2 separate regions of the Mus musculus genome follow, and region 2 is linked to region 1. The links are chromatin loops, found by intact Hi-C in ENCODE. Cell type or tissue: heart. All regions are shown on one strand. Links, peaks and the distances in the headings refer to the core of each region. The heading gives the core; the rest is flanking DNA. Region 1 holds the start of Nt5c (5',3'-nucleotidase, cytosolic). Region 2 holds the start of Nup85 (nucleoporin 85).

What was found. A loop is a pair of places that touch in the nucleus more often than their neighbours do. Peaks named below come from ENCODE experiments on the same cell type or tissue, not always from the same donor. Only the 100,000 strongest peaks of a DNase experiment are listed, where the experiment ranks them.
Region 2: a loop joins it to region 1, with 2.4 times the contacts of the local background. A loop is called at or near these places in 3 of 42 quality-filtered maps.

The regions. Positions count from the first base shown.
Region 1 is chr11:115,484,478-115,496,538 of GRCm38, forward strand. It overlaps Armc7 (armadillo repeat containing 7), which reads left to right. Exons shown (of 3, transcript NM_177778.5): 3 at 4,236-5,989. The coding sequence ends at 4,597. It overlaps Nt5c (5',3'-nucleotidase, cytosolic), which reads right to left and starts at 7,337. Exons shown (of 5, transcript NM_015807.1): 1 at 7,130-7,337; 2 at 6,794-6,894; 3 at 6,661-6,721; 4 at 6,376-6,490; 5 at 5,948-6,267. The coding sequence starts at 7,309. The coding sequence ends at 6,122. It also overlaps the pseudogene Gm11694. In heart, for the core only: a CTCF peak has its summit at 6,935 (motif pointing right); DNase peaks (open chromatin) are centred at 4,274, 6,164 and 7,374; H3K4me3 peaks cover 2,425 bases; H3K27ac peaks cover 2,213 bases.
Region 2 is chr11:115,557,078-115,569,138 of GRCm38, forward strand. Nup85 (nucleoporin 85) reads left to right here and starts at 7,367. Exons shown (of 19, transcript NM_001002929.4): 1 at 7,367-7,485; 2 at 8,077-8,170; 3 at 9,524-9,686; 4 at 11,286-11,356; 5 at 11,602-11,645. The coding sequence starts at 7,453. In heart, for the core only: CTCF peaks have their summits at 6,452 (motif pointing right) and 7,371; a DNase peak (open chromatin) is centred at 7,144; H3K4me3 peaks cover 2,209 bases; H3K27ac peaks cover 1,648 bases.

The DNA of each region.
Region 1 (12,061 bases), core at 2,597-10,596:
GGCAGAGTGTCTCTTCTAGTTTGAGATAAAGCAGGTTTATTTTAGGCCTAACAGTTATGTGTGTTTTAATTGACACAGCTGACCAGTATGGTACAGGATTTCCAGAATTCAAGAAAGTGATCCCAGCATGGTGGTCCATGATGTAATCCCAGCATTGGGAGGCAGAGGCTAGTGGATCTCCAGAAGTTCAAGGCCAGCCTAGTCTACATGGAGGAATTCCAGGCCCTCCAGGGCTACACAGGAAGGCCTTATCATGTGCATACATGCATATATACATCAATAGAAGTACGTTTCGTGTGTATTTTCCTCTTACTCACAGCCGGCAACAAGCATTTTCAGGGTGCTGAAGTAAAACCTAAGAACAGATTAGTGCCCAGTGAGGCTTTTTTGTTTATTTTTTTATAAAAATGTATTGCATTATGATTGTGCATGTAATGTGGGAGGGGCGTGTATACATGCCATTGCATGTATGTGGGGGTCACAGGACAACTGTGCGGAGTCAGTGTTCTCCTCCCACCCTAACGTGGGTCCCTGAGTTGGACTTTGGTTACCAGGCATGCTCAGGTACCCTTACCTGCAATCTCACTGACACCTTATTTTTGTTTTCACTTTCTTGTCTCTCTGTGTAGGCCAGGCTGGCCTTGAACTCAGGGATCTGCCTGCATCTAGCTGTCTCCCAAGTGCTGGGATGAAAGCCATGCGCTCCCACCGCCTGCCCACCGTTTTAACCCCCAGGAAATCCCTTTGAGCCCTTCCCAGCACCAGCTCCTACTTGTCGCCTGTTTCTCCAAGTCCAGCTCTCTCATCTCAGGTTCCATCTTTCAGGGGTTTCTATGGTTACTGGTGTCCAACAGAGCCCAGCCTTTGCCTCTTGCCTCTAGCTCTTCCACCCCGCCCCCATCTCTGTCCGCCCAAAGCAAATTCTTCAGCTAGTCAGGGCTTGCTCTCCTCTCTTTCTTTTTGGTGGTACTAGGATGGAGCCCAGGAGCCCTCGCAAGCGTCCACCGCAGCCACGCCCGGTCCACCCTTTCTGGTTTGTAACTATCTGGGCGTCTGATGAATGGACACAAGTGGCAGTTTAATTAATCCTTGAGTCCATTAAGGTGTGCTCCCATGTGCACCAGCAGCTCCTTAGTCAAGCTGTGTCTTGTTTCTCCCACATACCCCAGGTGGGCACAGCTCTTAGCTTTGTCCCTGTGGATTGCTTTCACATGGCTTCGGTCCTTATTTAAGTGAGATCATGCAAGCTCTGTCCTAAAGCTAGCTTTTAAAAATATATTTTAAATCTTAAAAAATTCTTTTATGGGGCTGGTGAGATGGCTCAGTGGGTAAGAGCACCCGACTGCTCTTCCGAAGGTCTGAAGTTCAAATCCCAGCAACCACATGGTGGCTCACAACCATCTGTAACAAGATCTGACGCCCTCTTCTGGAGTGTCTGAAGAAAGCTACAGTGTACTTACATATAATAAATAAATAAATCTTTAAAAAAAAAAAATTCTTTTATATATTCTCATCCCTATGGCAGTTTTCCCTCCCTCCCCTCTCCCTTCTCCTCCTCCCCTCTCCTGAGTCTCTCCCTCCCACCTTCTCTCTCTCCCAGATCCAAAAAGAGCAGGCCTCCTAGGGACATCAACCAAACACGGCATATCAAGCTGCAGTAAGAGCAGGCACACGCCATCATGGCAAGGCTGGGCAAGGCAGCCCTAGGACAAAAAAGGGTCCCACGGTAGGCAAGAGTCGGGGCAAGCCCTGCTTCCCCCCAGGACTCCCACAGGAGCACCAGGAGCTCAGCCAAGCATCTGCAGAGGACCTAGGTCAGAGGCTGCAGGCTCCCTGATCTCTGTGTGCCTCTGGGCTCCACCTGACGCTTGCCTGGGAGACTCTGCATGAAGTCTCCTTGCTCTCTTTGATGGTGATGCTGCTAGGCTCCTGTCCCAGAACACACTGCAGGCAGGACACACTGCAGGCAGGACACACTGCAGGCAGGACACACTGCAGGCAGGACACACTGCAGGCAGGACACACTGCAGGCAGGACACACTGCAGGCAGGACACACTGCAGGCAGGACACACTGCAGGCAGGACACACTGCAGGCAGGACCCACTGCAGGCAGGACACACTGCAGGCAGGACACACTGCAGGCAGGACACACTGCAGGCAGGACACACTGAAGGTTGAAGATGTGTTGGCTGGGTTGGTGGCCCAGTCCCTATCCTTGAGGCCTTGCCTGGTTACAGAAGTCCAGTCTCTGTGTCTGGGAGACTTTGCTAGGGTTTCTCACCTAGGTCCCTTGGACTTCGATTGCACTACATGTCTACTCTGGAAATGCCCTCCTCCAGTTTCGGTCCTTTCTCCCAGTATTTTCTCTCCTTCCGCCTCCACTAAATCTGGTTATAGGGAAGCATGGTGGCGCAGGCATTTGGGAGGCAGAGGCAGATGAATCTCTCTGAGCTCAAGGCCAACCTGGTCTACATAGCAAGTTCCAGACCAGCTAGAGCTACACTGTGAGACACTGCCACATACACCCACACACACAAAAGTTAATTCTTTCTATGTGTGTGTTCTTGAGTACGGAGGCCAGGGGCGAATGCTGAGGGTGATCTTCTGTGGCTCTGCACTGGGGGTTGGTTGGGTTTTTTCGTTTTGTTTTGTTTTGTTTTTGTTTTTTTGAGACAGGGTTTCTCTCTGTAACCCTGGCTGTCCTGGCTGTCCTGGAACTCACTTTGTAGACCAGGCTGGCCTCGAACTCAGAAATCCGCCTGCCTCTGCCTCCCAAGTGCTGGAATTAAAGGCGTGCGCCACCACGGCCCGGCTGTGGGTTTTGAAGACAGGGTCTCTCATTGAATTTGGAGCTCACCAATCACACACACACACACACACACACACACACACACACACACACACACACACATACACATATACATTCCTGTCTCTACCCCCACAGTGAAGATGTTACAGACCCACATAATTATGTCTGGCTTATTTATATTGGTGCTAGGATCAAACTTAGCCGAGTACTTTTAACAATTGAGCCATTTCCCAAACTCTAAAATTTATATTTTTGTTTTGTTTATCTTTAGGATTTCTAAAATTTTTATTTAATGTATGTGTGTATGTGGCGTAGGAGGAGGGGTGGGTAGGTTCATGTGGACACAGGTGCTGATGAAGGCCAAAGAGGGACGTCATATCCTATGAAGCTGTAGTTACAGGCAGAAGAGCAGGATGTGCCGAGCCGTCTCTCCAGTCCTTGTGGGGTTTGTCTGTTTGTTTCTATTCATATATGAGGCCTATCTGTGTGTGAGTGCTGTGTGTACACCATATATCTGTGTGTGAATGCTGCGTGTTCACCATGGGGTCCTACGGAGGCCAGGTTTTTAGATTCCCTGGAGCTGGAGTTACCAGTGGTTCAGAGCTGCCTGGTGTGGGTCCTGGGAACAGAACTTGTGTCCTCAAGGAGAGCAGGAAGTATTCTTAGACACTGAGCCATCTCTCTACCCCGCTTGTTTTGTCTTTGAGACAGGGATGTAGCCATGCCTAGCGGTGAAAGCAGACTTTTATATTGGTGTTTTAGGGCAAGCCTATATATAACCCAGCACTCAGGAGGCCAGGGTGGGACACTATTCCAGGCAAACCTAGGCTTCAGAGCAAGTCTTTCTCAAAGCTAGCCCCCAAAACTCTCCTGAAGACACTACCTTTCATTTTAATAGTGTGTGTGTGTGTGTGTGTGTGTACGAGTGCACGTGAATACAGATGTCCACAGAGGCCAGAAGGGGTTTAATACCCCCTGAAGCTGGAATTCATGCTATCCACTGGGGGTCCTGGGGATCAAACTCAGGTCCTCTGCCAGGGCCATACACTGTCTTAGCTGTTGAGCCACTTATCTAGCCTGGAGACATTATTTTTAAGCTCTACATGGTATTTTTTATCCAATGAGCTTGCTGTAATTTACTTAGACTTAGCATGTCGTGAGGTTTCTGGTTTCTTTTTCTTTCTCACTATCCTTTTGGGGGAGGGCTGATGCTGGGGACAGAAGTCAGGGTGACTCCCAGGGTGGACTCCTGAAGCCTTGGCAGAGGACTGGGTCTTGGTGACCTTGCAGTCCCTGTCCACAGGCAGACTTCTCCCCAGGCCCAAGTGCTTCCTCAGGACTCACTAGCCAGAGAGAGGCTGGGAGGCGAGACAGAGGAAAACCAGAACCCAGGCACCCGGCTCATCCACCTTTGCCTCTCTCCAGGGGGGCTCTGCAACCTGTGCGCGGACAAGGCCAACAAGGAGCACGTCCTGCAGGCGGGGGGCCTCCCGCTCATCATCGGCTGCCTGTCCAGTCCTGACGAGGAGACGGTGCTGTCTGCTGTCACCACTCTCATGTACCTGAGCTCGCCAGGCTCCCGCTCCCATCCCGAGCTGACCTCCCTGCCCGTGGTCCAGTGCATGCTGCGCTTCTCCATCTCTGCCAGCACACGGCTCCGGAACCTGGCCCAGATATTCCTAGAGGACTTCTGCTCGCCGAGCCAGGTGGCTGAGGCCCACAGCCAGCAGGCCCATTCTGCCCTGGGGATCCCACTGCCAAAGACTGAGGCCCCACAGCAGCCCTGACCCAAGGACACTTAAAGATCCTGCCACAGGTATAGGAAGCAGAAGGCTAATAGCATCCTGAGCCCATCCTGCGCAAAGTGGTGCTTGTTCAGCTGCATGCAAGCTGCAGTCTTGGCATGACAGGCGTTTGCATCCAGGGAAAACAGGAGGAGGGACGAAGCCAGACTTGAGATGCTTAGAGGAGAACCAAAGCTGGTATGGCTTTCATGGACTGGCAATCAATAAACTACAGACAGACCACCACCTCTGCTGCCCCCAGTGCCCAGCTAATGCCCTCGTGTAAGAAGCTGTGCCCCTGGGAGAGTGGCCAGTACCATGAGTGTCCAGAGTAATTTTGATGGCTAGAGATCAATCAGCCTTATTGTCTGGGGAAATGCCGTGGGTTGACTCCTCCCGTGTTGAGGCTGAGTATCTGGGCATGGTAGCATTGACTTGGAGAGCTCTGCAGAACAGAAACAACTATCCACACAGCCCTGCTCTCTGCGAGGCGCCCTAAGAGGAATGCAGAGGTGAAGTGTCTTCCCTTGGGTGTCACAGCTTAATGAGTGTTAACTAAATGGCCATTGGGCATGAAGAACAAGGCCCTACAGGTGTGAGAGCAGAATGAAGGAGAACTGAGGGCACCCGGGCATGCCTTGTCTCTCTGGAGAGGCCCTACATAGGATCCTTGGGTTAGACAGCAAGACAGTGACTTCTGTTTTACCAGGCTGTGGACCACTCATGTGCCAGCTGCCAAGTGTGGCATCCCTGTCTTTTCAAAAGAGTTGCTCTGGCCCCCTTTGCCTATGGGTCAGATCTTCTGACACTTGGGTGGGAGCCCTGAACATGAACCTTTCATGGGCTATCCCAGTCTGCTTCCTGCCATTCTCTCAGGAGCCACAAGCCTCCAGTAGGTACTGTCAACCCCTCAGGACTCAGATGCAGACCTTCCATAAAGACACCTAGAAACTAATGTCAGGGGACCATGGCGGCCCAACCTCTAATCTAATCCCTTGAGAGACAGGAGCGGGATAGCGATGAGTCTGGTCCACCTAGTGAGTTCCTGACCACAAAGGTCCGATAGAGTCTAACGAGCTCCTGTAACTGGTTACCCCGCCCTCCTCTGCCACTGAGAAGAAAAAATGGAATTAGGGGATAAGCGAAGAGCAGTCCTGACAGGAAGTGGAGTTTAGGGAAAATGGGGGCCCTGATCACTCAGCATTGTCCCCCCTCAGATGGACAACGAAAGCTGAGGAAGGAGATCTACAAGGGCTGGAGAGGGGCTGTCGTACAGCCACTGGATGAAGGAAGGCTCCCGCTCCCATCCTGAGCTGAAAAGGAAAAGGAGCATCAAAGATCCAAAGCCTCGCGTTTGGTTTTTATTTTTATTAAAAACCTCCTGATTTTCTCCACTGTATTTGTGTGCTAGTCTCCTTCTTTCCCGTGTAGGCCTCCTGGGAGGAGCCGGAAAGCAGTCTGTTCAAGTGGCTCCCTGATTAAAGAAAGTCACCTGTCCAGGCAGGGTCCTGTCCACCTCAGGGTCCTTCACAGGCTGGCTCGCTTGCTCTCAATGATCCCCCTCCAGTTGTCACTCCAGGAAAGCAGCCGTCTCCTGGTGGGGGGCAGGGCCAGGTGCTGATTGTGGCAGCAGGTGAACAAGATGTGCTCCCAGCTTGGGGTCTCCTCTAGGCCTGGGCAGTAAAGACAGCGTGCGCTCTGTAATTGGGTCATTTTTACTCCTCCTTAATCCCAGCAGGCCAGATGCCTGGGGGTTGTCAAGGTTAACTGGCTGGCCCAACCTTGAATGTTGTCTTTGTCATCAATGAGCAGGTCTCCCATGACCACCGTCTTGTCCCTAGTCAAGATAATCCGCTCCACAAACTCTGGCCCCAGGTTCTGCTCCACCCAGCGGTACTGTATAGGCGGGAGGGGTGGGGAGAGGTCAGTGGAACTTGCTAGGCTCAGAATGCAAGATAAGTAAGGCATGGGGGCTTAAGTGGGACTAGCCCTCAAACACGCGGGACCCCTTTCACCCAGCCCCCATTTTCTGGTTTATTTTTTTAAATCAGCGCAGGCGCCGGCACCTTCTCGCCCACACAGTGGTCGTACTTCAGCAGTGGGGTGGTGCAGATGAAGACCTCGGTGCTGCGGAGAAGGGGTGCAGTTAGGCCTGGGGCACTGGCCGTCTTCCCGCCGCCCCCTCCTCACCCTCCTTACTCTTTCATGTCGTTCATCTCTCGCAAAGCGTCCAAGGCCCCAGGGATGGGCTCCAAGTTTAGGAAAAAGCCTGGAGATTCATACACACTGGCCACTTTTTCCTGAAAGAGAGAGATCTTGGTCCCGCTCCTGCTTTCCAGTAGGGGGAGCCCCAAAGAGGACACACACACACACAAAGATTCTGCAGGAGACCTCGGTTCTAGTGTGTGTGTGTGTGTGTGTGTGTGTGTGTGTGTACCCTTTCAAGCTTTCTGGTTCGGGGGTGAACTGTGGATTCGCACAGCTTGGCTGCCTAGAAGAGAACTCAGCCTAGAGGTTCCCCATCGGGTCTCCTACCGCCAGGTCCGGCCTCAGAGCTCCGTACTGCTCGTTGGCGAGGAAGCCCCGGCGCTGTTCCAGCGGCACGTGCGGTTCCTCGGGAAAGCGGCGGCGAAAACCCTGCAGGAGGCCGGACTCGAAATCAGCTAGCACGCCGTCCATGTCCACCAGCACGCGCACGGGCCGCTTCACCGCCATTGCCACGCCCGGTGTCTCCGCAGAGCACAGCGGCAAGCACGGAAGATGCCAGACCCGGAAACAAGCTTCCGGGACCGGGGTAGGGGCGGGCCGGACTTTGTTCATTTGCACAGAGTGGCCAACCAGGTGCCCAGGATGGCATTGCGTCCCTTACGGGGCTGCCGCTCATGTGCAGCATCAGAATCCCTCTCCCATAACCTCTAAGATCCGAAATACTTTCTTGGCAATGGGGAACCTGCTTCGCATGCTGAATGCATCCTTTGCCTCTCCCATGTTTGTCCAGGCTGGAAGCTGACAGGATCGTGAGTCTCCCAGTTCAAGGGATGAGAAGGACCCCTTAAAGACAACCGTGGGCATGAGCTGGGCATGAGCTGGGCTCTCAAGAGACCGGACTCATAAGCCAGACTTGGTTTGAAACAGTAACATTGTTTTCAATCTGCGTCCACTACTTTTTCCTGTGGACCCGAGGTCTCCGGTAGAATCGAAAACTTGTATGTCCCTCTAGAAAATGTTAAGCGTTCACACACAGAGACACAACTTATTCTTGTAGATTTCAGAGTCAATGGCGACATCACATCAATTTTCCAACCTATAAATGCAGATTTGAGTAATGACTCCCCCCCCACCCCCGACTCAGGGTTTCTCCACATAGCCCTGGCTGTCCTGAAACTCTGTGAACCAGACTGGCTTCAAACTCCCCGAGGTTTGCCTGCTTCTGCCTTCCATGTGCTGGGTTTAAAGGTGGGCACTGCTACACCCCGATAAGACATGACTTCTAACCCATGGCAGAAGTTTGTCAGCATGGAGCCCGACATCTCACTTGAAGAAAAGCCAGTTTAAAACAACAAAGGAGCAGAGTGTAGTGGCGCACATTTTTAATCCTCACACCCAGGAGGCAGACCTCTGAGTTCCAAGACAGCCAGAGCTACTTAGTGAAGACCTTATCTTAAACAAATTTGGGCTGCAGAGATGGCTCAGCATCGGTTAAGAGTACAGACTGCTCTTCCCCGGGTTCTGAGTTCAAATCCCAGCAACCACATGGTGGCTCACAACCATCTGTAATGGGATCTGATGCCTTCTTCGGGTGTGTCTAAAGACAGCTACAGTGTACTCATATAAATGAAATTAAAAATAAAAAAAGCTCTTCTCCTTTCCTCTGCCATCCTGCGCATTACGCCTGATTCGGTTCTCCTTTCCTCTGCCATCCTGCGCATTACGCCTGATTCGGCTTCTTGCCATGTCTTCTCACAAGACTTTCCGAATCAAGCGATTCCTGGCCAAGAAACAAAAGCAAAATCGCCCCATTCCTCAGTGGATCCGGATGAAAACTGGTAACAACGTCAGGTTCAACTCTTCTCTTAGAAGACACTGGAGGAGAACAAAGCTGGGTCTGTAAGGATTCACACAATGGCAAGACTGAGGGTTTATACTGAGTTGTGGTCAGCAATCAGTCCTACCAGACAGATTTCAACATTTTTAACCTGGAGACTTGCTCATGTCTTAAATTAGGGTGTTTGTCTAGTAATAAAATATAGAACCTTTTAAAAAAATAAAATAAACAATTTTTTTCTTTTCTTCCTTTATTCTTTTTATTTTTATTTATTTTTTGTTTTTTTCCTTATAAACATTTTTTTTAAAAACACAAAAAAGCAAACAAAACTGGTAAAACAAACCAACAACAACATATCCCGGTGAATTCTTACTTAGGGACTGAATTTTCACTAAGCCAAACCAATTTTCACATAAACTGAGTTAAAGTTCATCTGCTGTTTTTTCTCTCCTGCCCTTTCAGTAACTTTTAAAATATTCTGAGAATCCCATACATACATATTGTATCCCATACATATTGTATCTTTACCCTATTTAACTCAGGCTTCTCCCAACATCTCCTGGACACACACCCCTTACTTTTTTTGCAACAGGGTTTTTTTTGTTGTTGTTGTTTTTGTTTTTGTTTTTGTTTTTTTGAGACAGGGTTTCTCTGTATAGCCCTGGCTGTCCTGGAGCTCACTTTGTAGACCAGGCTGGCCTCGAACTCAGAAATCCACCTGCCTCTGCCTCCCGAGTGCTGGAATTAAAGGCGTGCGCCACCACGCCCGGCTGCAACAGGGTTTTATGCATCCAAGTTTGCCTCAAATTCACTCCCTACCTGGGCTTGCCACTAATTCCAGATACCTCTGCCTCCACCTCTGCCCCCTCACGTGAATATCTGTGCGCCACTTGCAAGCATTCAGAGGCCATCAAGCTTCAAGGCCGTGGAGCGAGAGTTAGAACCAGCTGTGAGCTGCTAAGAGGGTGCTGAGAACTGAACCTGGGTCTTCTGCAAGACAGTGAATGCTCTTGTCTTGAGACAGGGTTTCTCTGCATAGCCCTGGCTGTCCTGGAGCTCTCTTTGTAGATCAGGCTGGCCTCAAACTCACAAGAGATCCACCTGCCTTTGCTTCCTGAATGTTGGGATTAAATGTGTGCTACCGCTGCCTGGCCCAGCAAATGTTCTTTAGCACTAAGCAACCCTCCAAGCAAGCATACGAACCCCATTTATAAAATGGTTTGAAGATCTGACTTTACAGAATCTTTTCTATCTTGGGGTGTTAAACCCCCTCCTACAAATGTTTCCAGACAGTCCCCTAAAATCTGCTCCAATAATGGAGTCTGGCTGAACCTCCACTCCCTCAAAACACCTGCCACCAGGTGCTTATCTCTATAATAAAAGTTAAGGCCAACTGTCAAGTTAGAACACCAGCCAGGTAACTCCCTTCCCAGGAGCCCCACCCTTGCTCGGAGGCTCAGAAGGATGGGTACAGGTTTACTCCCTGAGATTCATAGTGGAAAATCAGGCCTTTAAAAGCCATGGCCCACCCATTCAGCAAGCTAGCCTGTTGCAGTACACAGAAATGATTGTAGGCTACAGCTGTCAGTCAAACATGTAAAATGTTTTAGAACAACCTAGTTTATGCTTTCTTAAAAGATTTATGTCTATGAGTATGTGTCCATCTCTGCAGACACACCAGAAGAGAGCATCAGATCCCATTACAGGATGGTTGTGAGCCGCCATATGGTTGCTGGAAATTGAACTTGGGACCTCTAGAACATCTAGCTCTCTTTTGCTCCTGCCCTGCAGTAAAGTCTTAACTGCTAGCCATCTCTCCGGCCCTGTAATCTCTACTCTTAAAGATACACCTAGCAGTTCCAAGGTCTGGCTTTGCCAGTAAGTACTAGGCTCAAATAACCAGCAAGGGAGCCCAGCCTGTCAGAAACACAAGTGGACATTGTGACAGTCAACCTGAACCTTCCTGTCCATCCACCCCAGAAAGTTTCCTGTCACCTTGTTTGTGTGGCAGTCTGTTGTAGCTATGTGGACTCTCCCTTTGCAGCTTGCATCACTGAACACTAGCCATTATTGATCTCAAGGTAGAAACCTACCTTGGTATTGGGGGTGGGAACACATGATGGGATGGGATGACAGTGAAGGTGACAAGGGAACAGAAAAGACTGGCTGCAGGGGAAAAAAAAAAAAAGCCGGGCATGGTGGCACACGCCTTTAATCCCAGCACTGGGGAGGCAGAGGCAGGCGGATTTCTGAGTTCGAGGCCAGCCTGGTCTACAAAGTGAGTTCCAGGACAGCTGCAGGGGTTCAAAGTCAGGGCCTCCTACATCTGCCCCGGTGCTAAGACAGTGTTAAATGTTAGTCTGATCCTACACAAAGGATCAGAGGTAGAAAAGCCCATCCTGGACAGCTATGGAGGTGCACAGCCCTGTACTACAGTGGGCAGCTATGGTGGGGCACAGCCCTGTACTACAGTGGGCAGCTATGGTGGGGCACAGCCCTGTACTACAGTGGGCAGCTATGGTGGTACACAGCCCTGTACTACAGTGGGCAGCTATGGTGGTACAGAGCCCTGTACTACAGTGGGCAGCTATGGTGGTGCACAGCCCTGTACTAGTGGGCAGCTATGGTGGGGCACAGCCCTGTACTACAGTGGGCAGCTATGGTGGGGCACAGCCCTGTACTACAGTGGGCAGCTATGGTGGTACACAGCCCTGTACTACAGTGGGCAGCTATGGTGGGGCACAGCCCTGTACTACAGTGGGCAGCTATGGTGGGGCACAGCCCTGTACTACAGTGGGCAGCTATGGTGGTACACAGCCCTGTACTACAGTGGGCAGCTATGGTGGTACAGAGCCCTGTACTACAGTGGGCAGCTATGGTGGGGCACAGCCCTGTACTACAGTAGGCAGCTATGGTGGGGCACAGCCCTGTACTACAGTGGGCAGCTATGGTGGTACAGAGCCCTGTACTACAGTGGGCAGCTATGGTGGTACAGAGCCCTGTACTACAGTGGGCAGCTATGGTGGTGCACAGCCCTGTACTAGTGGGCAGCTATGGTGGGGCACAGCCCTGTACTACAGTGGGCAGCTATGGTGGGGCACAGCCCTGTACTACAGTGGGCAGCTATGGTGGGGCACAGCCCTGTACTACAGTGGGCAGCTATGGTGGTACACAGCCCTGTACTACAGTGGGCAGCTATGGTGGGGCACAGCCCTGTACTACAGTGGGCAGCTATGGTGGTGCACAGCCCTGTACTAGTGGGCAGCTATGGTGGGGCACAGCCCTGTACTACAGTGGGCAGCTATGGTGGGGCACAGCCCTGTACTACAGTGGGCAGCTATGGTGGGGCACAGCCCTGTACTAGTGGGCAGCTATGGTGGAGCACAGCCCAGTACTACAGCTGTGCAATGTTGACATTAACT
Region 2 (12,061 bases), core at 2,511-10,510, 73 kb after region 1:
TTCTTAGAAGAACTTTGTCTTAAAATAGAAAGAAATGTTGGCAAGATCGTTCAGAGGGTAAAGACATTTGCTGACAAAGCTGAGTTAGATCCCCAAGACCCAGGTGTTAGGAGAAAAATGACCCCAAAAACTGCCCTTGTACATCCACATATGCAATGTGGCACATGCATGCTCTCCCCGCCCCCATAAAAAACAAGCTGGCGGGCTGGTGAGATTCAGTGGTTAAGAGCGCCGACTGCTCTTCCAAAGGTCCTGAGTTCAAATCCCAGCAACCACATGGTGGCTCACAACCATCTGTAACGAAATCTGATGCCCTCTTCTGGAGTGTCTGAAGACAGCTACAGTGTACTTACATATAATAAATAAATAAATCTAAAAAAACAAACAAACAAGCTGGCGCCGGGCGTAGTGGCACACACCTTTAATCCCAGCACTTGGGAGGCAGAGACAGTCGGATTTCTGAGTTCGAGGCCAGCCTGGTCTACAAAGTGAGTTCCAGGACAGCCAGAGCTATACAGAGAAACCCTGTCTTGAAAAACCAAAAAAAAAAAAAAAAAAAAAAAAAAAAAAAAAAACCAAAAGAAAAAGAAAACAAGCTGGCAAGGTGGCAGTGCCTGTTTTTTTTAATTCCAGCACTTGGGAGGCAGAGGCAGGTGGATTTCTGAGTTCAAGGCCAGCCTGGTCTACAGAGTGAGTTCCAGGACAGCCAGAGCTCCACAGAGTCAGAAAAACAAACAAACAAACAAACAAACAACATCAACAACAACAAAAATCAAAACAGAAGAAGGCTGGAGAGCTGGTTCTGTATTTGTTTTTGAGAGTGTAGCTCTAGAGGAGGGTCTGGGTTTGGTTTCAGTGCTCATACCATCTATAACTCCAGTTTTGGGGAATCTGACATTTGCTTAGGGTCTGGGAAGGCCCCAGGCACACACACAGTAGACATCACACATGCAGGCAAAATACTCAGACACATAAAATAATGTAAATCTAAAACTAAGCAAAAATGGGGATGGGGGTCAAGCAATCTACCTGGCTGTGGATTATATAATGTAATTCCAGGACTTTCTAGGTGTGGAGGGTGATCAGGAATTCAAGGTCTGTCCCCTTTAATCCCAGCACTGGGGAGGAAGAAGCAACTGGATCTTTGTGAGTTCAAGGCCAGCTTTCTCTACATGGTGAATTCCAGGACAGCTAAGGTTATGTAGAAAGATCCTGTGTCATTTTTTTTGTCTTTTCTTTCCTTCCTTCCTTCCTTCCTTCCTTCCTTCCTTCCTTCCTTCCTATCTATCTATCTATCTATCTATCTATCTATCTATCTATCTATCTATCTATAGTCTCCCCTCCCCCAGCCTGAAACCTGCTTGCTCAGGGGTGGAGCTTCCCGCTCAATCTTTCTGCCACGCCTACTGCTGGAACCTGCTGCTTTGCTGTTCTGAAGCCATCACGTGGTTACCCTGCTACTGGACCCCAAGATTATTTGGCTGGAATTGGGCCTCTCCCCCTTCCTTTATAACTGAGTGCCGAAATAGTAAAAATTGAACCTTGAGCAGAGAGCTTTGTCTTGGTTCCTTCCTTATCTAGCGCAGCCCAGTCCCTCTTCTCTTCCAGGTTTCCAAAATGCCTTTCCAGGCTAGAACCCATGTTGTGATCTACTGGCCAGACACAACATCTATCTATCTATCTATCCATCTATCTATCTATCTATCTTGGTTTTTCAAGTCAGGGTTTCTGAGTGTAACCAGCTGGCTGTCCTGGACTCAATTTGTAGACCAGGCTTGCCTTAAATTCACAGAGATCTGTTTGCCTCTGCCTCCCAGGTGCTGGGATCAAAGACCTGTGCCATTGTGCCTAGCACTTGTTATTTTAGTGATGCTATGTGTGTGTGTGTTGTGTGTGTGTGTGTGTGTGTGTGTGTGTGTGTGTGTGTGTGTATGTATGCACATAAGTACAAGTACCCACAGAGGTCCAAGCTGTCAGATCCCCAAGGAGTTGTGGTTAAAGGCAATTGTAAGCCACATGGCCATATGTGCAGGGGATCCAACTCAGGTCCGCAGGAAGTTCAATATGTGCTCTTAACCACAGAGCATCTCTCTAGCCCCAAAGACCCTGTTTCAAGCACCAAAACCAATCCCCCCTCAAGAAACAGAGTTCAAGATTAGACTGGGCAAGGGAGCCTACACCTTTAATTCCAGTACAAGGGAGCCAAAGGCAAGTGGATCTCTGAGTTCAAGGTCAACTTGGCCTACCCACTAAGTTCCTGGACAGTGGACAGTCAGAACTTTATAGAGAAACTCTGTCTGGAAAAAAAGGAGCTGGGGACCATTGAGCCTGGAGAGATGGCTCAATGCTGAGAACATTGCTGCTCTTTTTTTTTCTTTTAAAGATTTTATTATTATTATTATTATTATTATTATTATTATTATTATACATAAGTACATTGTAGGTGACTTCAGACACACCAGAAGAGGGCATCAGATCTCATTATGGGTGGTTGTGAGCCACTATGTGGTTGCTGGGAATTGAACTCAGGACCTTCGGAGAAGCAGTCAGTGCTCTTACCCTCTGAGCCATCTCACTAGCCCCATTGCTGCTCTTATAGAGGACTCAGATTCACTTCTGTACACCTGCATCAGAAGGTTCCCAAGTGTCTCTAATTCCACTTCCAGGGGACCTGATACTTTCTTCTTGTCTGTAAGAATCAGGCAAGCATGCCGGGCAGTGGTGGCACATGCCTTTGATCCCAGCACTTGGGAGGCAGAAGCAGACAGATTTCTGAGTTCGAGGACAGCCTGGTCTACAGAGTGAGTTCTAGGACAGCCAGGGCTACACAGAGAAACCCTGTCTCGAAAAAATAAATCAATCAAACAAACAAAAGAACCCCAAACATTCACTTGACTTTGTACAGCTTACTTCTTTTTAATTTTTAGTCTTTGAGATGTAGTTTTCTTGGACTCAAAGTCATGGCAATTCTCTTGCTTAAGCCTTTCAAATTCTGGAATTTCAAGGAGGCATCAACATGCTCTGCTGATATATTTTTTAATTATTTATTTATCTTATGTATATGAGTATACTGTAGCTGTCTTCAGACACACCAGAAGAGGGCATCAGATCCCATTACAGATGGTTGTGAGCCATGGTTGCTGGGAATTAAACTCAAGACCTCTGGAAGAACAGTCAGTACTCTTAACTGATTAGCCATCTCTTCAGCCCTCAGCTGATAATTTTTATTTAACCTGTCTCGCTTTTTTTTAAAAATAATTGTTGGGCCAGGTGTGGTGGCACACGCCTTTAATCCCTGCACTTGAGAGGCAGAGGCAGGTGAATTTCTGAGTTCGAGGCCAGCCTGGTCTACAAAGTGAGTTCCAGGACAGCCAGGGCTACACCGAGAAACCCTGTCTTGAAAAAAACAAAACAAAACAAAAACAAAACAAAACAAAAATTGTTGGGCTGGCGAGATGGCTCAGCGGGTAAGAGCACTGACTGCTCCTCCGAAGGTCCTGAGTTCAAATCCCAGCAACCACATGGTGGCTCACAACCATCCGTAATGAGATCTGATGCCCTCTTCTGGTGCATCTGAAGACAGCTACAGTGTACTTACATATAATAAATAAATCTTTAAAAAAAAAAAAACAAAAAAAACAAAAAAAACAAAACAAAAATTGTTGGGAGGTAATGGCACACACACCACGCAGGAGGCTGATGCAGGCAGGTCTCTACTTTAAAACTAAAAACAAAATTTATGTTTTATATATATGAGTGTTTGCCAGCATGTATGTGTAACATTAAGTATTGTGGAGGCCACTGATTCCATGAAACTAGAGTTCCAGACTGGCAAGCTGCCTACTAGAGGCTGGAAATTGATCTTGTGTCCTCTGTAAAAGTAGGAAGAGCCTCTGAGTCGAGTCTCTAGCCATATGTTTGTTTATTGTCAAGTGTGAGTGTATATCAGCCTCACTTACATGTGTGCTCCTTGTTAGTGAGAGAGTATGTATCAAGGGAATAAGACATGGGCCAGGCATGGTGGCACATGCCTTTAATCCCAGCACTTGAGAGGCAGAGGCAGGTGGATTTCTGAGTTGGAGGCCAGCCTGGTCTACAGAGTTTCAGGACAGCCAGGGCTATACAGAGAAACCCTGTCTCCAAAAAAAAAAAAAAAAAAATCAGGGACATGAATAGTGTATGACCCCAATGTCTTCCTCTGGCCTCTGCACTACTATAAATAAATGGCTAACAATACCTGTATACACACATTCACACACTACTGGTTAGCAGACACAAAAACACATATACATCCACACACACATCCACACACATACTCACATCCACACAAACATACCTCCCCCCCCCCGGGGGGGGGGGAGAAATAGAAGTATTTTAGAGTCAGACATAGTAGATCATATCTGACAAAGAAATGTTTTGTAGGCTGAGACAGGAGGACAAGTGTGAATTTGAAGCTTGTCTGGGTTACATAGTGAGGGCTGGGCTAATGACTGTTGTCTTACCATCTTTTGTTACAAATTATGCTACTGGTATCATAGGTACATTTTGTTGAGGAGACAGGGTCTGTGATATAGCCCAGGCTGGCCTTGAACTTATTATCCTTCTGCCTCAGAGATCCAAATGCTGGGATTAGAAACATGAGCTACCAAGCTCAGTTAATCACTACTTTTTTTTTTTTTTTCGAGACAGGGTTTCTCTGTATAGCCCTGGCAACTCACTCTGTAGACCAGGCTGGCCTTGAACTCAGAAATCTGCCTGCCTCTGCCTCCCGAGTGCTGGGATTAAAGGTGTGTGCCACCATGACCGGCTTTAATCACTACTTTTACTTGGGAAAATGTTAAGTTTTTTTCTTTTCTCCTTAAAAAATATTGTTGGCACCATTGCATCAAGATTTTGTTGAAAGGACCCTGATATAACTGTCTCTTGTGAGGCACTGCCGTGGCCTAGCAAACACAGAAGTGGATGATCACAGTCAGCTATTGGATGTCTCACAGGGCCCCCAATGGAGGAGCTAGAGAAAGTACCCAAGGAGCTAAAGGGATCTGCAGCCCTATAGGTGGAGCAAAAATATGAACTAACCAGTACTCCTCAGAGCTTGTGTCTCTAGCTGCATATGTATCAGAAGATGTCCTAGTTGGCCATCATTGGAAAGAGAAGCCCCTTGGTCTTGCAAACTTTATATGCCTCAGTACAGGGGAACGCCAGGGCCAAGAAGTGGGAGTGGGTGTGTGTGGGGGAGGTTTGGGATAGCTTTGGAAATGTAAATGAAGAAAATATCTAATAATAAAAAAAGAATTGTTAAAACAGTAAAAAAAAATTGTTGGTAGGGCTGGAGAGATAGCTTAGTGGTTAAGAGCATTGACTATTCTTTCAGAGAATTGAGTTCTATTCCCAGCAACCACATGGTGGCTCACAACCACCTGTAATTGGACCTGATGCTGTCTTTTGGTATGTCTGAAGATAGTTACAGTGTACTCATATACATAAAATAAAAAAAACATATTTGAGGCTAGAGAGATAGCTCAACACATATGAGTACTGGCTGTTCTTCTAAAGGGCCAGGGTTCAATCATCAGCACTCATATGGCAGCTCACAACTGTCTGTAACTCCAGATCCATGGCTTCTGACATCCTCACACAGACATCATGTAGGAAAAACCAACGGACAGAAAAATAAAAACAAGGGGGCTGGAGAGATGGCTCACCAGTTAGAAGCACTGACTGCTCTTCTAGATGTCCTGAGTTCAATTCCCAGCAACCACATGGTGGCTCATAATAATCTGTAAAGGAATTTGATGCCCTCTTCTGGTGTTCTCAAGACAGTGTACTCACATACCTAAAATAAATAATTTTAATAAATAAATAAATATTGTCACTGGGTGGTGGTAGCACAGGTCTGTAACCCCAGCACTCCAGAGGCAGAGGCAGACAGATCTCTGACTTTGAGGCCAGCTTGGTCTACAGATTAGGTTCAAAGACAGCCAAAGCTACAAAGAGAAACCCTGTCTTGAAAAACTAAGGGCTTGCCGGGTGTGGTGGCACACGCCTTTAAACCCAGCACTAGGGAGGCATAGGGCTATACAGAGAAACCCTGTATCGAAAAACAAACACACACACACACACACACACACACACACACACACAAAACAGAAAAAAAAAAACCCAACCAACAAACAAACAAAAAAATAAAGACAGACAGACTAAGGGCTGGTGAGATGGCTCAGCAGTTAAGAGCACTGACTGCTCTTCCAGAGGTCCTGAGTTCAATTCCCAGCAACCACATGGTGGCTCCCAACCATCTGTAATGGGATTTGATGACCTCTTCTGGTGTGTCTGAAGACAGTGACAGTTTACTCACATACATGCAATCTTTTTTAAAAAGTTAATTATAAAATTTATTTTATTGTATATATACTGGTGTTTTGTGTATGTCTGTGTACTACATGTGTGTGCCTGGTTCCACAGAGGCCAGAAGAGGGCATCAGATTGCCTGGGACTGTTCCACATGTATGTGAGTGCTTTGAATTGATCCAGGTTCCCCGGGAAGAACAGCGTATGCTCTTAACCACTGAGCCAACACTCTAGCTCCCTAAATCACTGATGATTAGGATTTGGATAAAAATTTGACAGAAAGGTTTTCCTTTATTTCCTTAAAGTTTGTGGGAGTTTGGTTTTTGAGTCTGGGTCTCAGTTAGCCCCGATGCGAGCTCAACCTTGCCATGTAGCTAAGGCTGGTTCTGAACTCCCGATTTTTCAGTCTCTACTTCCCAAGTGCTGCATCTTCCGGCTTATGTTACTATGCCCTACTTCCAAGTCATGTATGACCACCAATTTAAGGTAGAAATAGTTCAGAATAATCCTAAAGAAAGAAAAGTTGCCAGTACATAAAAGATTGAAGTCCCGTTGTTTACGGATGTCATGTGTCCGAGACTAATTCCAAAATAAGCGCATTATACTGGTCGGAGTTCGGAAAAGGGACTGAGAATATTCTAATAACAGACCAGGAGGGAGGGATCACAACTACCGCTAAGAGATAAAGTAGGATTACAGAGACGGAGTAGCTCTCCAATCGAAATAGATGCGCCAGCACGCTTCTGCGCATGCGCACACCCTCCCAGCCACCGCCTCTCCCGCCATCTCCGGGGACCTTTCCCTCACCTAGTGTGGGACTGTCTGTGGCGCCGCCTGATCTACTGGGAACATTCCTTGAGGACCCGTGGGCCCTAGAGCCGTTTTCATGATGTGTTGTATAGGTTAGAATAGTGGAACATGTGTGAAAGGCTTCAAGGGGCTGTGTTTGGCTAAGACGAAGGGATCTGTTGCGCTAAGGTCTGCAGGCGCTGCGCAAGCCGCCCTGGAGGGGGTCCTCTTTGGCAGCTGTCTGTGAGCGGGAGGCCTGAGCGCAGAGAAGCGGCCGCGCGGCAGGGTCCCAGCCGCGGGGGGCACGGCGCTATGGAGGAGCTCGACTGCGAGCCCGCAGTAACTGTAAGGGCGATCGGAGTGGAGTGGCTTGGCTTGTTGCACTGTGAGGGTTACGTTTCTTTGGTCATTTCAGGCTGCCTCCCTACATGCGGGACGCACGCTTCTTCCCTGGACACAGTTGCCACCATCCCGAATGTCAGGTTAACTGGGAACTAGGTTATGGCAATAGTGGTCCCTAGGTCCTGTGAATACTGGCCGGCTCGCGGAAACCCCACTGCATCACCCTTGTTTTTATAACCTTTCTGCTTCTCTAGTTTTCCCCCCTTGGGCGTTAGAATGAGATTGGTGTAAGCCCCACATGGTCACTCCAAGGGATGAGTTGGCCTTTCCCTGTCCTGCTGTCCTAGTCCGAGGCTTAATAAATGCATAATTTGTTCTCACGGGAGACAATAGACTAGTTTCTGTCGCGTTGTATTCTATTCCTCTTGCACCTAGAAAATGTTTTTTTAAGTGTGTATATGTCTGAATATGTGCACAGCATCATTGGATACGACCTAGGCTGTTCGCCTGGTGTATGGTGTTCGCAGTTACACTTGGAAGTTGAATGGACAGTTGTAGGGCTAACAGCTCCTGTGCCTCCTTATGTCTTACTAGTGGATTCCAGGTGTGAATTCCAAGAAGAAGCAAATGTGTTTTGACTGGGGCCCCGGCGAGATGCTTCTGTGTGAAACTTCCTTCAACCAAACAGGTAGGCAGTTCTTTTTCACATCTGTCTTGGCACATTGGTTGACTCTCTGAGGCAGGAAACTGGAGTTATTTGGCAATATTTTTATTTTTGAAACTTTGTTTTTTTGCTATTTTGAGACAAGTTGCCCCTATGTAGTCCTAGTGGGCTTGTCTTTGTGCAATCTTTGTGTAGGTTTGAATTCTACATCTTCTTCCCTCGACTTCCAGAGTGCTGGGACTTGAGGTGTGTGGTTCAACACTTGACATTAAGTAATTTTTAAATTTTATAGTCTGTGTATGGGCATTTTGTCTACGTGCATAACTGTGCACCACTCCGTGCTTGGTGCCGCAGAGGCCAAATGAGATCATTGGATTCTAGGAACTAGAACTCTATATTTATGTGAGTTGCCATATGGGGTGTTGGGAGTTGAACTTAGGTCTTCTGGAAGAGCTGCCTGTGTACTTCTTGTTTGGTTTTGGTTTTTTGAGATGGTTTCTCCGTGTAGCCTGGCTGTCCTGGTACTTGGTTTAGACCAAGCTGGCTTTGAACTCAGAAATTACTTGCTCTTTTTTCCTGAGTGTTAGGATTAAAGGCAGGAAATTTCAGCCAGTTGTCTTAGACGCCAAACCATCTCTTCAGCCCCCTTCCTATAATTAACCTTTAGAAACGACCCATATAGCCCAGGTGTGGAGATACGCACCTTTTAATCCCAGCACTCAGGAGACAGAGAGGCAGGTGGTTCTGTGAGTTCACAGCCTGCCTGATCTACAGAATGAGTTTTAGGTCAACCAGGGCTACACAGAGAAATCTTGTCTTGAGAAACCCAACAAAAACAAGCCCAAAGAAGTGAGTTAGACTGCCTCAGCTGAAGGCAAAGTCCTGGGTTCAGGCAACGCTCGCTTGCAACCTTAGATTTTCTACTGTGCAGAAGAGTTGGCGGGGGGAATAGAGAGTCCCCAGCTGCCTGGGATATGTTGCCAGACCCATTCTCAAAAACCAAGGATGTAGGCTATCACTCAGTGGCTCAGTGATAACTTCTTTAGCATGGGCAGTGTCCTTAATTAGATCATCAATATCACCAAAAAAGAAGTCTGTGTTGTGCTGCCTGCTTGTATTGTAATCTCAGCCTACACAGACCAGATGAAGACAAATCTTTTTTTCTTTTGGCGTAAACCTGGTTTGCTTGGCCGACTGTGTGCACTAGTCTTCCCTTGAGTTTTAATCCTCCCGTCTCATTCCCACCGGTGGAGAAAGTGGACATGTGCCCCAGGCTCAGCCGGGCTTTGTAATTAGAGAATTAGAAGTACTGGGATGTTTTTCTCTTTTGGGGAAAATGGTAGATGTTGAGTTACTTTTTTTCCTGTTTTGTTACAGGCAAATCAGAGAAGGTGCCGAGCTGCCCTTTTATCTACATCATACGGAAAGATGTGGATGTTTACTCTCAAATTTTGAGAAAACTCTTCAATGAATCCCATGGAATCTTTGTTGGCCTGCAAAAAATTGAGGAAGAACTGTCGGGGAAGTCCAGGAAAGCTCAGTAAGTGGTGGGTGCTGAGGCTGCAGTGAAGTCGTGAGAGGGAGGCGTCCTTATCCTTGTGAGTGCCGGGGCACCTCGGGGTTCCTGTTCTCCTGTGTATCTTCTTAGGGTGTAGTTGTGCATTGTGTAAATGCTGTTGGAAGACTTACTGGCTTGATATATATGTATCAACTCTTCCTTTTGGATTCCTACTTCATTTGTATGTGTCCCTTGAACACCACCACCGACCAAAATAAAAATAATATAAATATGGTGAAAGGAAGACTCAGACAGAGAAGCCCTTGAATTAGATCTCACTCTTGAAAGAGTTAAAAACGAGGCTGACAGATCTTTAAGAGCTGGTAGTCAGCAGAGTGAGTTCCAGGCCGCCCAGAGCTGCAGAAGCGAGACCCTGTCTTAATATGAAAGAAATACAGGCGTCAGCAGACAAGGCAAATGGAAAAGAAAGACTTGCTTCTCAAGCTTGTGTTTTTGACAAGGAATCAGGATTTGGTTTTTTTGCTTCCTTTTGGGGTGGCGGAGCTCGAGCTGCCTTTGAGTGCCCAGCTGCTGAGCCGTGATACTGGGCCAGCCCTCCAGGCTACGGTTTGTTTTTTTTCTTTCCTATTATTCACTCTTTTTTGTTGTTGTTGTTGTGCTCGTTCCTTGAGCTCAGTAAGTAGATGAGGGTGAAACTGGGTTTCATACACCTGGCATGCACTCTGCTGACTTGTGTAGCCCAGGCTATGTATGTGCTCAAATACGTGTGTATCCTTGAGTTTCTGGTCCTCTTGCCTCTACTTCTCAAGCTCAGGGTTACAGACACGATTACCAGGCTTGTGGTAATTCAGTGCTTGGAGCATCGAGCACTGAATTTTAGCAGAAATTGATGCAGAAGCCGTGGAGGAGCCCTGCACACTGCCATACTGTCGTGGCTTGCTCAGTCTGCTTTCTTTCTTTCTTGTTTTTTTTTTAAAAAGATTTATTTCTTCAGACACACCAGAAGAGTGCATCAGATCCCATTACAGATGGTTTTGAGCCACCACGTGGATGCTGGGAATTGAACTCAGGACCTCTGGAAAAACAGTCAGAGCTCTTAACCACTGAGCCATCTCTGCAGCCCCTCGGTCTGCTTTCTTACAGCAGCCAGGACCGCCAGCTTCGGATGGCACCTCCCATATCAGTTATCAACTGAGAAAATACGCCACAGGCTTGATTACAACAGTAGTGCTTTTAACCTGAGCCGTCTTTGCAGTCCAGACTTATTTTAACCATGTATGTGTAGGTGCATATTGGTGCAGGTACCTGTGGGAATCAGAAGATGACATTGGGTTTCTTAGAACCAGAATTGCAGCCAGTTGTGAGCCATCTGATAAGGGTGCTGGGTACTGAACTCTGGTCCTTTCCAACAGTAGTACGCACTTTAAAACCACTGTGACAAAGCTGTTTGTTTGTTGTGTGGTATGGTGTGACCACATGAGTTTATATGTACTGGAGGCCAGAGCACTCAGAGCTCCTGGAATTGATGTTGCAGCCCGTCTCCTGTCTTTTGATTTCTCTCTTTCTAGCATCAAGATACGGTTCCATGTCATCTTGTATGTCATTTCATTTTTTTTGTAGATTGGTTCGAGTGAGTAAAAATTACCGTTCAGTCATACGGGCCTGTATGGAAGAAATGCATCAGGTTGCAAGTAAGGACCCTGTGTGTGTTTGAAGTACGTTATCTGGTGCTGTTTTCTCCAGAGGCCTTTAAGGAGGCTGCTGTGCAGTTCATAATAGGTCCTTGTTTTAATGTGTGATCCATAAGCGTTTCACATGAAAATGGGTGGGTGGTAAAAGAAACCAAGGCAAAAACCGTATGGGGCTTCTGAGGGCTTAGGAGATGAGCTACATTCAGTGCAGGTTGATTGACTTAAGGTGTTTTGTATTCTGCTAGTTGCTGCTAAAGATCCAGCCAGTGGCCGGCAGTTCAGCAGCCAGGTAAGGTGTAGCTGCTTTCATTGTATTGGCAACATCGTGTTAGTGCGTAGGGTGGTGGCTTTGTGGTCCCTGTTGCAGGAGGGCTCTCCTTTTCAGGTAGATCAGCAGCTCTTTGGGATGGCAAGTATGGCTTTGAAAGTGTTGGTCAAGGTTTTAGCCCATGGGAACTCAGGGTTTTCATTGCTTGTGGAAAAGATGAGTCCTAACACATGGTGTTTGTGAGTTGTCACTTGAGATGGAGAACCGAGCTTCTAGGACTACTGCTTGGTCTCATGAACTCAGAATTGTTGTCAAGCAGCATGTGGTTATAACTCAGCAGGACTAGAAGGCGACATCTAGGACTCTTTCCTCAGTGAGACCCCAGAGCTTTTCTAACTCATGAACAGGGAAAATAGGCTTTCTCTGATGGGCACAGT